Linked DNA regions of Homo sapiens: region 2 is linked to region 1. Evidence: read pairs that join two places in POLR2A ChIA-PET (ENCODE). Cell type or tissue: HepG2. All regions are shown on one strand. Links, peaks and the distances in the headings refer to the core of each region. The heading gives the core; the rest is flanking DNA.

Region 1 (7,644 bases), core at 1,158-6,157:
GGAACAGCACATTCATTAATGGCCCCTAATAAAAAGCAGCATCAGTGGGAGAGTCAAACCATTAGCCTGGAAGCCTAAAAATTGACAGAGCTGTTGGTGTGTGTGTAAGTGCAGCGTATGTTGCGTACTTACATAATTGCTAATGGAAGTATCAGTTTATAAACTTCAACCAGGAAATACTAACCTATGTTACTTGTTACTCCTTAAAATGCCTTTTAGGTCGTGATGAAGAAAAATTAAAGTATATTAAAAAATATCTTCAGGCTGTAGGAATGTTTCGAGATTTCAATGACCCTTCTCAAGACCCAGACTTCACCCAGGTATGAGAGTGCCTTCCACTGTGCATGTATTTCCTCTTCCTCAAGGCTGCGATTTTAGTGGTGGTTTTTCTTGGGGGAATGCGCTAGTAGGAAATTAGTCACTGCCAAGGCATTACAAGAGAACGGAGTTTTAGAAGGTTGAAAAACCAAAAGGATAAGGCAATTGTAAACATAACAGAATAATATAACTTCTTACATTCCTACTGGCTTAATAATTGTAGGTTAAGTGTGCTTCCCTATTTGAACTACTGATTCACACCTCTTAATGTGGAAGACCACTGAAAGACTTTGCTAAAGGAATAAGAATGATACAATGGACTTTGGGGACTCAGGGCAAAGGGTGGGAGGGAGGTGAAGGATAAAAGATTACAAATTTGGGTACAGTGTACACTGCTCAGGTGATGGATGCACCAAAACCTCAGAAATCACCGCTAAAGAACTTATTCATGTAACCAAACACCACCTGTTCCCCAAAAATCTATTGAAATATAAAGAAAAATAAAGAGACTTCACTAGTGGAACAAGAGCTGTTTAAAGGCTAAACCATCATTATTACAGACCTAGAAAGAAGTGAAGGTACAAACATGTCAGTAAACTGAATCCACGTTTTTCTAGACAACAAGGTAAACTAGCCCTGCGACCCATGTTTGGTTTCTTAATACATTGAGGAGGGGAAATGTTCAGTTAGACTAAGGCCCGTTTCCTGGTGTTGATAACTTAACGGCTGCATCCCTCCGAAATCACCTTAGAAGTGTAATGGTTTATGTATGATTTCAATAGAAAACCCACCTTCGGCCTAACTTAGCCATATAAAACGCGATGAGCTGCCTCCAAGGATGGGCGAGTGGAGGACACTGAGCATCTGCAGCACCCACCCTGTTCTTTCTGAGAGGTGGCAAGGCTGCCTGCCTGTCTCCTGCTACTTAAGTGCCCATGATGATCTTGGGAAATTAATCACTTAAGATTAATTAAGAGGATTAAGAGAAACACTGGCTTCCTTGTTTTGGAATGTGGTAGTTTATTTGCTTATTTTTATGGTTGTCATGTTTTAAATTCTCTGACATGCTTTGGGTTTCCTCTTTGTGGGTATAATGTAAATTCTATAATTTCTTTTCTTTGGGGTCAACAGGTTGTGGAATTAGATTTGAAAACAGTAGTGCCTTGCTGTAGTGGACCCAAAAGGCCTCAGGACAAAGTTGCTGTGTCCGACATGAAAAAGGACTTTGAGAGCTGCCTTGGAGCCAAGGTAGGGGCCTGCGGGAAGAGGTTGAATCCTCTCAACTCTACCTCTTGCCTGGTTACTCAGCGTCCAGGCTTTCATCCCACTTGACATGAATCTTCCTGTAGCCTGAAGCTTGAGGGTGTTTATTCTTCCTTCTGAAGTCCTTAATGACTTCCTCCATTAGTCACGAGCCAAGCGGCAAGAGCCATCATAGACACAACTCAACCCACCTTTTTAAGCATGTCTGCTTTTCACAGGACCCTCACCACACTGTTTACTCACCCGAGGTTTTCTAGCTGTTGCACCTTTGTGCATGCCCCTCCCTGCCTGAAAGTCTCTTCTCCAACTCATATTACTCTGTTCTGTGAACTCCATAAGACTTGGTTCAGATACCAGCTACTCTGCATTGGGTTCTCAGAATCTCATAGCAGAAAGTCCCCTTTCCCTTATTGGACACTTCATGGTGCTTGGGCTGAAATACTTCGATAGCATTCCATATTCTTTAACTTACATTGTTGGTACTTTATTTGCATGTATGATTTCTGTTGCTAGACTGTACGTGTGAGAATAGGATTTGTGTCTGAATCACCTTGGGAGCCCGCAAGGTACCTAGCACAGTATCTTACATGCGGTAGATTTTCAATGAACATTTCCCAAAAGAATGATTAAGATGTATGATGGATTTTATCTGTGAGACACCAGTATTATGCCAAATATTCAGCTGTACTTTGTTTGCGTTGTTGATCATGATTAATTGAGTCTGGTCAAAATAGCGCCTTTTTCTAAATTTCCATAAGGTTAGAATCCATAGTCTTAATCAGTCCATATCCATTAAACTGTACAATAATGTCATTGAGTTCAATTTAGACTAACTTTAAATTTGTAGTTTTAGCATTTACATTTTTGAGGTGGGAAGGAAGTAATTGTTACTAATTTCAGTGCAGAGTAAGACTCAGATATCATGACTGCTTTTTGTAAAGATTTCAAACGAGTAATTTTTCTGTAGCATTTCAGAGTTTACTTGCAGAGATACTTATGCTTTTGTTAAGAATTGGCCTTTAAAATTATAGTTACCAAAGTATTCCTTCTTCTCAAGTGAGAACTGTTGACTATATGTATGTATTTTCCTCTAGCCAGATACATGTATATCTTATATAAATATATTCCTATATAATATACATTTTTTCTTCCTTTAGCAAGGATTTAAAGGATTCCAAGTTGCTCCTGAACATCATAATGACCATAAGACCTTTATCTATGATAACACTGAATTCACCCTTGCTCATGGTTCTGTGGTCATTGCTGCCATTACTAGCTGCACAAACACCAGTAATCCGTCTGTGATGTTAGGGGCAGGTAAGTGCATTTGACTCCATCCTCATGGTCATACATGTGTGTAGGTGGAAATAGCCCGAGACAGGGCCCAGGGCCTTGGCGGAGTTGTACATGTAGTTCCCTGAACCTCGTCTTTTCCAGATACAGATATTTATTGGCCCATAAATATCTACACAATAAATAGTATCCAAAGCAAAGTTTTTAAAATCGAATGCACACTGCATAATAGTCTCTCTTGAGAATTAACACAGAAAATAAGTAGAGGAAAGCAAAGGAAGCTGGATTTCTGGGAAAGCCTACATTCTTGTGTCAGACTTTGGAAGAAAAATAAAGTGTTACCACAGACTTTGTTCTCCGTGAAACCCCTGAGCAGCAGGATTGAGTTCTGACGTGAATGCTGGGAGGTGTTTCTCAGTGAGGGCACAGGGCACTGGCTGATAAAACCTGGGGCCACTGGCCTGTTTCGCAATTCTGGTTGAGTTGTTAATATTTACATATGTGGTTTCCCTACTATAAGGTCTCTTTAGTTTCCAAGTTTTTAGTCATCCCCAAAGCTCCTCTTATATCCATCCACAGACCAGACAGTGTCAGCAGTTCCTTTCTATGAAGCAGACACGGGCATTAGGAAAGCCTTCTTTGCCTGAGTCCGTGTATTGCCACCTAAGCTTTCCTTGTCTGGTCTGGAGCAAACCAGTCTTCTGTAGACAAGTTACCAGCTTGTCTGTGGCTTTTTGTCCCCTCATGTCCCCACCCCCACTGCTCATGTTTTTGCTACTTCTGTGATACTTCCTAAGACAGAGCACCCAGTGTTCCAGTAGCAGTCTCTGTATCTGCCAAAGTCCAGCAGATCCTCCACTTCAAGATATATCTGAACACTCGATTTTTACTTCTTGGCTGACCGTTCCTTGCCAGCCAGCACACAGCTGATATAGTTTCAGAAAGGGCTCCTTCAATGATGATTTTCATCCAAATAAAACATAATTAGAAAGATGATTTTCCCTCTAAAAAAAAAATTAAAAACTCATTTTGTAATATATTCCTAAATGGTTTTACATTTATCTCTTTAAAAAAAAAGTAAGCAAATCTCTTTCTTCATTTCCTTGCCTAGCTTTGAGTTTACTGCATATATCTAAATGACCGTTGGCCAGGGAGCCTTTAGATTTCTGTTTGGCAGCAGAAACAGCAGATAGCGCCAACATGAAGGGAGCGTGGTCAGGTGGTGGCAGGAAATGCAGACTGAAGAAAATCAGGCTCTTTTCTGAAGTGTGCCTGGCACCTAGAGCAGGCAGCCTCCCACACTGCATCTGTGTTTACCATTTCACAGGATTGTTAGCAAAGAAAGCTGTGGATGCTGGCCTGAACGTGATGCCTTACATCAAAACTAGCCTGTCTCCTGGGAGTGGCGTGGTCACCTACTACCTACAAGAAAGCGGAGTCATGCCTTATCTGTCTCAGCTTGGGTGAGGGAGAGTTTTCTTTTGCACCATTGCTTTTGTTGAATTGTATCCCTCATGTATCTTGCTGTGTCACCTTGTAACAGATGTGAGATTATCTGATGATATCTAATTGCATAGTCGTTTATCAGTTGGTAGTTAGACTTAAACCCTTACATTCCATCTAAAGAGAGCCCTCTTGCCCTCTAGGGCACCTACCATGAATGGAGTTTGCAGGACTGGAAGTTGCTTTGGTTGAGTCAGTGAATGAGTGGAGAGTGAATGTGAAGGCCTAGGACATTACCACACACTACTGTTGACTTTATAAACACTGGACACTTAGGCCACACTAACTTAATAAAAAAAAGTTTCTTTCTTCAATAATGTAAACCGTAGCTTACTTTTATTTTACAAACTTTTAAGTTTATTGAAACTCTTGACTCTTAAAACACTTAGCTTAAAACAAACATATTGTATAGCTGTTCCAAAATATTTTCTTTATATCTTTATTTCATAAGTTTTTTCCTATTTTTGAAGTTTTTATTTTTTTACTTTTTAAACTTTTTTGTTAAAAACCAAGACAGGCTGGACCCAGTAGCTCACACCTGTAATATCAGTGCTTTGGGAGGCCAGGGCAAGAGGATTGCTTCAAGCCAGGAGTTTGAAACTAGCCAGGGCAACATAGTGGGACCCCTGTTTCTACAAAAAAAAAAAATGTAAAACAATTAGCCAGGCATGGTGGTGCATGCCTGTAGTCCCAGCTTCTCGGGAGGCTGAGGCTGCAGGATGGCTTGAGCCCAGGAGTTTGAGGTTGCAGTGAGCTATGATCACGCCACTGTACTCCAGTTTGGGTGACAGCAAGACCCTGTCTCAAAAAAAAAAAAAAAAAACCTAAGAGATAAACACACACTTTAGGCCTACACCGGGTCAGGATTGTCAGTATTACTGTCTTCTACCTCCACATCTGTCCCACTGGAAGGTCTTCAGGGGCAATAACATCCATGGAGCTGTCATCTCCTGTGATAATAATGCCTCCTGGAATACTTCCTGAAGAACCTTCCTGAGGCTGTTCTACACTTAACTGGTTTGCTTTTTTTTTTAATAAACAAAAAGAGTACACTCTAAAAGAACAATAAAAAGTCAGCATGGCTGGGCGCGGTGGCTCATGCCTGTAATCCCAGCACTTTGGGAGGCTGAGGCAGGCAGATCACGAGATCATGAGATCGAGACCATCCTGGCTAACACGGTGAAACCCCGTCTCTACTGAAAATACAAAAAAACAAAATTAGCCGGGCGTGGTGGCGGGCACCTGTAATCCCAGCTACTTGGGGGGCTGAGGCAGGAGAATGGCATGAACCTGGGAGGTGGAGCTTGCAGTGAGCAGAGATAGCGCCACTGCACTCCAGCCTGGGCAACAGAGCGAGACTCCGTCTCAAAAAAAAAAAAGTCAGCGTGAGTTTGTTTATACCAGCATCATCATAAACAAGAAATGCCTTGCACTGTGACATCACGATGGCTACAACATCACTAGGTGATAGGAATTTTTCAGCTATATACCACATATACATTTGGGTATATGTGGTCTATCACTAACAGAAACATTGTGCAGTGCATGAATGTATTCGTTGCCAAATACGCTTTCTCCAATTTCCATATTATTCCTGACTTATGACATATATTTTATTCATGTGCCTCATAAAATTCAAATCTCCTTAGGATTATACAATAATAGTAGTTAATGAAGATATGGCATATATGATTTCAACTTTTTTAAATTGTTGCTCATTCAATTTGATTCCTTTTTATAAGTTAAAAATATGAATAGTATTCTTATGTTATATATCAGAATGCTCTCAAGAATGAAACTTTTAGAAATAGCACTATACTGAACTTAGTTCATGCACTGCAATTCCTTTTTGAACAGTGGTCTCTGGAAACTGTGGCCAGCAGAAGGGCTCACTGAAAGTTATTCTTTTTTTGTGTGTGTGTGCTTCTCTCTTGGTGTCTAGGTTTGACGTGGTGGGCTATGGCTGCATGACCTGCATTGGCAACAGTGGGCCTTTACCTGAACCTGTGGTAGAAGCCATCACACAGGTAATTGCAGAGGTCCCTGCAGGTCTTCAGAGCAGTTGTTTCTTTTCATGTAATGTGACAAAAATGCTGATATTTTCAAGAAGGTCCATGGAAGCAGGGGATGTGGTTTAGAGTATGATCTTTTGAGTTTAGTTAAAATTACTAGCTGGGTAACCTTGGGCAAGTTAATTAACCTATCTGTGCCTGGGTTTTCACAACTGTATATTGGAGATGATAATAGTATCTATTTTATAGAGTTGTGAGAATTAAGATGATGATAAACATAAGTCACTTAGTGCAGTGTCTGGCACTCAAGTGCTCAGTACTGGCTGGTTTTCACTACAAAGGGCTCTACAGTTGTTTGTTATAGGTATTGGGTTAGTGCAAAAGTAACTGTGATTTTTGCCATTTCAGTGATGAAGACCACAATTACTTTTGCACCAACCCAAATAATTTGAAAATTGGTTCAAAGTGAGACAAGTCTCCACACAAACGAATCTAAACTAAATTGCTTTGGCTTGATTTTTATCCCCAAAATGCTGAACCTTGAAAGATATTATTTGGTTTGCTTTGCATTAATTATAGAATCTACGTATTCTATAATTGTGCATTGTGACTTCCTTTAACGATCAACTGTTAGGTCTTTCCCACCTGTTCTTGGGCCCCAGGCAGCAATAACTAGTATGTTGCCTTCTAACTACCTGATATTTTCTCGTGAGCAGAAATCACTAAACATGTCTCTGCTTCCTTTGACCCAGAGTATCTCCCATGGGGACACCCCAGTGTACCCTTCTCCCCTCTAGTGGGAGAGAACCAAGTGAAAGGGCAGCTTAAAGGACTGTATCCTTGCGATGTGGAAACTCTTGCCAATGGTCTGAGACAAGAAGCCTAGTCAGTATCTTTTAGTGACCTGATTTTTCTCTTGCCTTACTCAGGGAGACCTTGTAGCTGTTGGAGTACTATCTGGAAACAGGAATTTTGAAGGTCGAGTTCACCCCAACACCCGGGCCAACTATTTAGCCTCTCCCCCCTTAGTAATAGCATATGCAATTGCTGGAACCATCAGAATCGACTTTGAGAAAGAGCCATTGGGTAAGATTTTGTTTGTGCAGCCATAATTTTTTTCCAGTGAATTCAGAAATATTACTAGAAGAAACTGCTTTCCTTAATAAGAAATGAAGCATAGAGCCTCCAGGGATAAGACAAAGAAGAGAATAATTTCTTTATTCCCCAATATACAGCTAAGACTTAACTGCAGTAG
Region 2 (7,644 bases), core at 1,349-6,348, 60 kb after region 1:
AAGCATAGAATCGGCCCTCAAAAGACACTTATCACACATGCATCTGTCTGTGTGCATCTCCTAGGATAAGCCTCAGTTGCTTGGTTCAAAGCTGGGGCATCTGCTGTGGTCCAGGCTCTGTGTAGGGTGCTGGGGATAAGATGAGGAGACTATGGCTGTGTTCTCAAGCAGCTGAGTCTGTGAGTTACTCTGGTATCAGTTCGCCAGGGCTCCTCATGAAGAGCACAGTACAACAAAAGTCACAAGCAAGAGCTGTATTTCTGGGTTAAATTCTTCCCCTCACTCATTCATTTTCAATAATAGGAACAAAGGAGGCTACCCAAACAAGTAGTATTGACATGCTTCTTTCCAAGTTGCAGCTACAGCGAGGTGGCCAGCAGTAAAGAAGATGAGCCAACAGGTACTGATTGAACCTGGGTAGGTGTAAAAATAGCCTAAGCAGTTTAGAGATGAGCAGCTAACTGGATTCGGACTGGCAAAAAGGTGGAGGCAGGGTACGGGAGGTGGGAGGAGTAAGAAAATAGAAACTCACGTGACTCCATCACCGTCTCTCCATCCTTCTGCTACTTCCCCAATTCAAACCACATCAGTGTGCTGCTGGATAATATGACAATCTCCAAACTGGTCTCCCTTCCTCTTGCCTTGTTCCCTCTAACCCATACTCTACCCAGTGGTTAGAGGGAGTTTGCAAAATTGCAGATGAGAAATCATCCCACCCCACTGCTTAAAAGCCTTTAGTGGTCCTGCAGCCAAAATCCTGCCCCAGCTCACACACTCCTCCCCATGCTCTGGCCTCTGCTTGCTTTTGCTTCTCATTTCTGGCCACTCTCCTTTCAGCATTCTACAGGACTAATGGAAGTCCCTATACTCTTTCTAGTCTCCTGGCCTTTGCATATGCTATTCCCTGTGCCTGAAACACACCTTATCACCCCCACCACACCAGCTGCTTTAGTATTAGTATTACTTCTCTAATTTTGGTCTTACCATCAGACTAGAAATGCCCTGAGGCCAGGGGCTGTATCTTAGGGTTCATGCTGTATTCCCATCACCTAGCCCATTCCTTAGCACTAAATGAATGAACATATGCATGAACACATTCGGGAAACTGCTAAATCAAAAGGATTCAGGTAGGGAAGTAGTAGAATATAACATTGGAAAGATAAGTAGAACCTGGGTGTTCAGGCAGGGCTCAGACTGCAGGTTAGAGGCGTGAAGATTATCCTGTAGGCAAAGGGTTTTTAAGCAGGACAGGGACATGATAAAATGTATTCATGAAGACTAACTAGTTCATGAGAGGTTGAATGGAAGAGAGAGCAGAGGTAGGCAAAATCAGCTAGAAGGCTGTTAGAACAATTATAATAGAAATTAAACTGTGAAAGAAAAGGGGAGAGAAAAGCAAAATAAGTGTGAGAGGAGACACTCCATGAGGTGTCTTACAGACGTCACATTTAACATCCCTAAAACTCAAAACTCAAAACCTTGTACCTGCCAAGGCTGCTTCTAGTCCTGGTACCAGGACCACCCACTGGCATTCATAGAGGTGCCTAAGCCAGATGCCTGGGGGGAAATCAGCCCCTCCTGCCCCTTTCTCATCCCCACCCAAATCCGTTTAGCCATTCAATCATAACACTCACAGTTGGAAGCATCTCACATGTGTCTCCTTCCTTCTCCAATCCATCTCTACTGCCTCTCTTTGGTCCTTCTCATTCACTGGTATCTTTATTACGTCACTAATCAGTTTTAATCTTCACTTTTTTCCCCATTGTTTTTAGGATAAAATTCAAATCCAGGCCCTTCACTGTCTTCCCCTGGCCCATCTCTAGTCGCACTCCTTTAATGCTGGGAAATGTGCTGGGTGATTGTCCCTAGATATAAATCTGAGCCAGTAGAGGAATGGTGGTTTCATTCAGGTGAACAGGAAAGTCAGGAGGGAAAGCTGATTTAGAAGGTAGAGAAAGCAATGAACTGACTTAAGTATGGTTATTTTTCAGGTGCATGTGTCTGGATGAACTTACTTTGGATTTAAAAGGAAAAAAAGGAAGAAAGAAAGAATAGAGGAGGACATATAAGGCTCCTAAATAACCTATAATCAAGGAAGACAACCTCTGGATATGGTCTTGACATTGTCTGAACTAAGGAGAACACAAAAAGACGATAGTGAACAATAAATGGCTATTCCCCAGTAGAGAGAACACAAAATATGAGATTTATCTCACCGAGGTCTTTGCAGATTCTCTTTGCCAGACTCTCTGTGTCCCTCATCAGCTGAGCTATGATGTATTTAAATTTGTCGCTAATCCGTGATTCCACTTTCCTGAAAACTAGAGACGTCAAAAAAAAAAGAAAAAGAAAAAAAGAGTGAGTATATTTTCAGGAAGGACAGATTGTAGTTCAAAGTAGGTATCTCTAAAACCTTTCTCTGCCTTTGATACTTCCTCTGAAAAACCTAAGGTTCCAGGCTAACTGGCAGGTGGTCCAGATGATACAACAAATGCTCAAAATGCAATGGCTCCCTGTTGCTTCTTGTACTGATTCTAACACCTGTCTTTCATGGTGTAGGTCTAACTAGCTTCTTTTTTTTTTTTTTTTTTTTTTTGATTGAGACCAAGTCTCACTGTGTCACCCAGGCTGGAGTACAGTGGCGCGATCTCGGCTCACTGCAACCTCCGTCTCCCAGGTTCAAGTGATTCTTCTGCCTCAGCCTCCCAAGTAGCTGGGACAACAGGCGCACACCACCATGCCCAGCTAATTTTTGTATTTTTAGTAGAGACGGGGCTTCACCATATTGGCCAGGCTGGTCTCGAACTCCTGAGCTGGTGACCCACCCGCCTTGGCCTCCCAAAGTGCTGGGATTACAAGCGTGATCCACCGCACCCGGCCTAACCAGCTTCTTACTGTGGCTGTCCTGTTACCTCCTCTCTGATGAGGCGGGCATCTCTCATGTCTCTGCAAGTGCCACAATCTAACCCTGTCTCTGTGCTTTGATATTCTCCCTCCCCACACAGCTCCCAGCAGTATTCACACTGATCCTACCATTTATCAATATATTATTTCAGCCTAATTATTAATTGCCTGCAATGTGCCATGCTTTGATTATAGACAGTTGAAAGAACACACTTCATGCTCCATACAGGGCTGTGATCTTAAGGGAGAGAAATATACATGGCTAACTAACCGTAGCAGTTCTCTAACAGAAGTACATGTAAAGTGTAGCCGGGTGTGGTGGCTCACACCTGTAATCCTAACACTTTGGGAGGCCGAGGAGGGTGGATCACTTGAGGTCAGGAATTCAAGACCAGCCTGGCCAACATGGTGAAACCCTGTCTGTACTAAAAATACAAAAAATTAGCCAGGCGTGATGGCACACGCTTGTAATTCCAGCTACTCAGGAGACTGAGGCAGGAGAATCACTTGAACCCAGGAGGTGGAGGTTTGCAGTGAGCCGAGATCGCACCACTGCACTCCAGCCTGGGCAACAGCACGAGACTCTGTCTCAAAAAAAAAAAAAAAAAAAAGAAGTAGTACACGCAAAGTGTCACAAAACACAGGGAAAGTAACACCTAATTCTTCCAGGGAAGTCAGAGTTGTAGAATAAATACAGGAAGAAGAAAGAAGAAAGCAAGAGTAGTCATGTATATTCCATCACAACTTGGCAAAGAAAAAGAAAAAAAAAAAAGAGCAGTGATGTACAAAGGAAGCACAGACAAAAGGTGGGAGAGAGAAAGCACACGGCATGATTGAGGAGCCCAGAGGAATGCAACATGGTTGGGTTTATGAATGTTTGGAGGTGATGAAGCTCAGAGGGCAGGAGGAACCGGATTGTAAAGAAATTCATATGTGACACTGAAAAGTTGGGATCAGGTACATCAAAATCCTTACTTACAAGCAGCCTTCAAAAAGGAACTTATCTACACCACTCCCTATTACATGTCTATTTGTTCTACCTCAGAAATACAGTCACATACTACTCAGAGAGCAAGGGTGAAGTCATATATATTTTCTGTATCCCTCTCTTCCTTTCAGGGTTAGTGTAATAATAACATCAATAAACAACTGTTAGTCATATTAAAAAATCATATCTGATCTTTGGAGGAGTGACATCATGAATTCAGATCATTCCATTTCAACTAAAATGATCAAATACATATTCAAACAGTGATGACCACACAGGCACAGAGCATGGGAAAAGGCTGAGTGAGCCCAGCTCTTGGCTATCTGATGCCTAAATTCTCTCATCACCTCTTTTGCATTGCTAGTACATTTATAAGAGGTTTTTGGAAGCAAAGAGGAAGAATGTTTGCTCTCTACAGGCCACTTCTGAGGTTCATCCATTGCTTGGGATGAGAGCTCAGTTAGAGAGGCTAAAAAATGTGACTGTTACTCAAGTTCAAGGTTAAATATTTTCTACTAAACAGAGAGAGGGTCAAAGTTCAGTATTCGTCTAGATGGCTCTGAACTAGAGGTAGTAGAGAGTAACAGAATCTCAAAGGCTTGTTATTGGATCCAACTTACACTTCTGGGGCTTATAAACAACTTGCTCCAGTTCCTCCAGATTGTGTTTGACTGTTGCTATCACTGACGCATCAAGAGAAGCACACAGCTTGCAGATATAATCCAAGGCTTCATCTGTGTTTTTGGCATCCCCAACACCAACCGAGGCAGTCAGCCCAATGACCTGTAAGGAGCATTCAAAATCATTAGATGTCTGAGAAATGGTACAATGTTTCCACAACCCCTCATATAACTCTTTCCTGCTGGGGTAGGGCGTTTTTTTGTTTTTACTAACACACAGTGTATGGCACATGGAGGCACATAATGCATATTTACTAAGTGAACAAATGAATAAAGGAAACAAAATTCATAATGAGTTGTACAATATGGACTTGGGACCTGAGAAGGACATCTTCAGTGTGGCCATAAGAGTAAGAAAATAGGAGTTAGGAAGATTATAGCTCTTCTGAAGCATTCGTCTGACTTTGGAGATACCTGGGGCAGTGGGCCTGAAGATCCTCCAAGTTTCTGATCTAGATAATTAAACATGATCATATTGTACGGGTGTTGTTTACTAGTGTTGTGGCATTCATCAAATATCATCAAAGTAAAGATGGATAGTGATGGAATCGTTCCCTTTTTAAGGTTGTTCACAAGAATCTGTGGAGTTAAAATGATGATGTCATTGTTCTCAACAATCTGTTCCACTGGGACATTCTCAGCTGTTGCTCCAGAAATGCCTGTAACTCTATACCTGGGAAATGACAGAAATTCCATATTACTAACCACGATGTGGATAAGGAACCACAAAGATGAAATGCTAGATCAGAACATCAACTGATTAAATTCTCCCTGAGTCCAAAAGAAGAATAGCTGTAGGCAAGTCCTTAGCACAGAGCCTGACACATAGTAAGAGATCAATAAATCCAAGCTAGTTGTAATTTATAGTACTATATATTATTTTAAGTCACTAAGAGAGAAAAGAGTACGTAAAAGAATAATATCAAATAAATTATAAAATCACTAAAGAAGTTAAATGTGCCACGTAAACATCAAATTTATTCCTGAAGTCATTTACTCCCCATAGAAGGGCAAACCAGGGGAGTTTAAGTTTTCTGGTACATCTAACAAAAAAGACTTGAATCCATGAAGGGATAACATCTGGATTATAAAAAAGCTGAATCTAATATAAATTTTTTTAAATCATTTGTCAAAAACAAAACAGAAAACACATCAATTACATGAAGCTGGAGAAAAAGAAGTTGAAGCAACTATTATACCTACCCATGTCTTTCAAAGTATTTTGAGAATACAGATTTCTGCTGTTCATACACTGGGATCTGATTCGCAAAAAAGACAACTTTCCCCTTTTGTCCTTGTGGGAATTTTTTAAGATGATGTTCACATATAAGCAGTGAAACAAAGGTTTTTCCACAACCTTTTAACATGTAAGGAAAAAAGAAAACATGTAACTCATATATTAGATATTTCTCTGGAAAGGTGTTTATTTTTGGCTCTTCTAATACCACTGAGCTGACTAATTAATTGATAATTTAAATATGTTAATGATTACAGAATTTACACTATGACTAAAAAATATCAAGCTGCTCCCTAAGTAGCATGCCAACAGCCAGGACCCAAAAGCAAGCTAAAAGAGGACACTTTTCTTTACCTTCTCATGAAAGGTAAAGAAAATACATTAAATACATTAATGTACATAATTAATTAATTACATAATCCCATAAAAAACATTAGGATTATATTAGGACAGTTTTCTCAAAAGACACATGGAACAAGGAAAAAACTGAAACTTGCCCATTCTGTCCCAGTATTCAACAAAAGAAAAAAAAGGAAGCAAACAGAAAAACTATGTAAGTAATGGCAATAGGCTTACCTGTAGGAGCACATATTATTGTGTTTTTTCCTTTCATAGCAGGCAAAGCAAGCTCTAATTGGTAATTTCTTGGTTTAAATGGGCTGTACAAGTTTGTATCAGACACTTCTGGAATACAAAAGGAGCAAAATTACCAAACAGTTCCTGCTCTGAGGAATCACGGCAATAGCTACAGTCTAATGTCCACAAATTCTGACTCCAGCAAGAAGATCCTCATTGGAGAAAGTTTAGAATCCTTTCTCTTGGTAACCATTCTAGCTTTTCCACTAATTTGAAGTACAGAATTCTCTCAGTGACAAAGTATTGATGGCAAGAAAGAAAAAAAAAAAAACATGAATTATTTTTTATACAATCATGGAAGGCTAACAGAAACCAAAGAAAGAATGGCCCCATTCAGGGTAAGACAAGCTGTCTACTAAAGGCAATGCTGTATGTGAAAAAAGCAACAAATCCTCCCACGATCTTTGAAGAAAACCAAACTGTTAACATTGGATTCTCAAAGCAATTTCTTATTAAGGAGCAATAATGCTTTGTCGTTCTTCAAGTTCTCAAATGATATTTTCTCTCAACATAACCAGAAGTTTTAAAAAATAATCAAAGGCTTTATCTCAATAACAGGTAGGCATATAAATCATTAAGAGCTAGCAAAGACTTTGGAAATTATCTACTGAGTCTAACCTACCCATTTTAGAGAAAGGGAGAATTTCTAAAAGGTTAAGTGAATTAAACTCACACGAAAGACATGTAAAGGCCAGGTGCAGTGGCTCATGCCTGTAATCCCAGCACTTGGGAGGCTGAGGTGGATGGATCACTTGAGGTCAGGAGTTCAAGAACAGCCTGGCCGACATGCTGAAATCCCCACCTCTCCAAAAAAAATACAAAAATTAACCAGATGTGGTGGCACATGCCTGTGGTCCCAGCTACTTGGGAGACTGAGGCAGGAGAATCACTTGAACCCAAGGTTGCAGTGAGCTGAGATTGTGCCACTGCACGCCAGCCTGAGCAACAGAGCGAGAGACTCAGTCTCAAAAAACAATAACAACAACAACAACAAAAGGCATGCAAGAATCTTCACGTGTCAGAAAATTTAAAGCAACTCATATTCATGTATCTGTTTTTTTTTTCCAAGGGGTAACAGATTTTATTCTGAAATGACCAAAAAAACAAAACAAAACAAAAAAACTTGTAACATTCAGTTGCAGACGTAATCTGCACATTTTCTCTTTATGATGTTATTCTAATATCATTTTTCTTCTACC

Evidence for each region. ChIA-PET counts read pairs that join two places held together with the same protein. Peaks named below come from ENCODE experiments on the same cell type or tissue, not always from the same donor. Only the 100,000 strongest peaks of a DNase experiment are listed, where the experiment ranks them.
Region 2: POLR2A ChIA-PET joins it to region 1 with 5 read pairs; 3 of 35 experiments call an interaction of 5 or more read pairs at or near these places.

The regions. Positions count from the first base shown.
Region 1 is chr9:32,423,100-32,430,743 of GRCh38, forward strand. ACO1 (aconitase 1) reads left to right here. Exons shown (of 21, transcript NM_002197.3): 9 at 220-320; 10 at 1,450-1,566; 11 at 2,739-2,898; 12 at 4,202-4,337; 13 at 6,320-6,404; 14 at 7,319-7,475. Among named protein-coding and RNA genes, the nearest start is that of ACO1, 42 kb to the left of the region's middle. In HepG2, for the core only: a CTCF peak has its summit at 4,540; DNase peaks (open chromatin) are centred at 3,332 and 4,562; H3K4me3 peaks cover 477 bases.
Region 2 is chr9:32,482,959-32,490,602 of GRCh38, forward strand. It overlaps RIGI (RNA sensor RIG-I), which reads right to left. Exons shown (of 18, transcript NM_014314.4): 6 at 6,386-6,493; 7 at 5,776-5,929; 8 at 4,987-5,245; 9 at 4,513-4,675; 10 at 2,217-2,321. It overlaps LOC124902138 (a long non-coding RNA gene), which reads left to right. Exons shown (of 2, transcript XR_007061449.1): 2 at 1-2,185. Among named protein-coding and RNA genes, the nearest start is that of RIGI, 39 kb to the right of the region's middle. In HepG2, for the core only: no CTCF peak of the experiment used is centred there; a DNase peak (open chromatin) is centred at 4,413.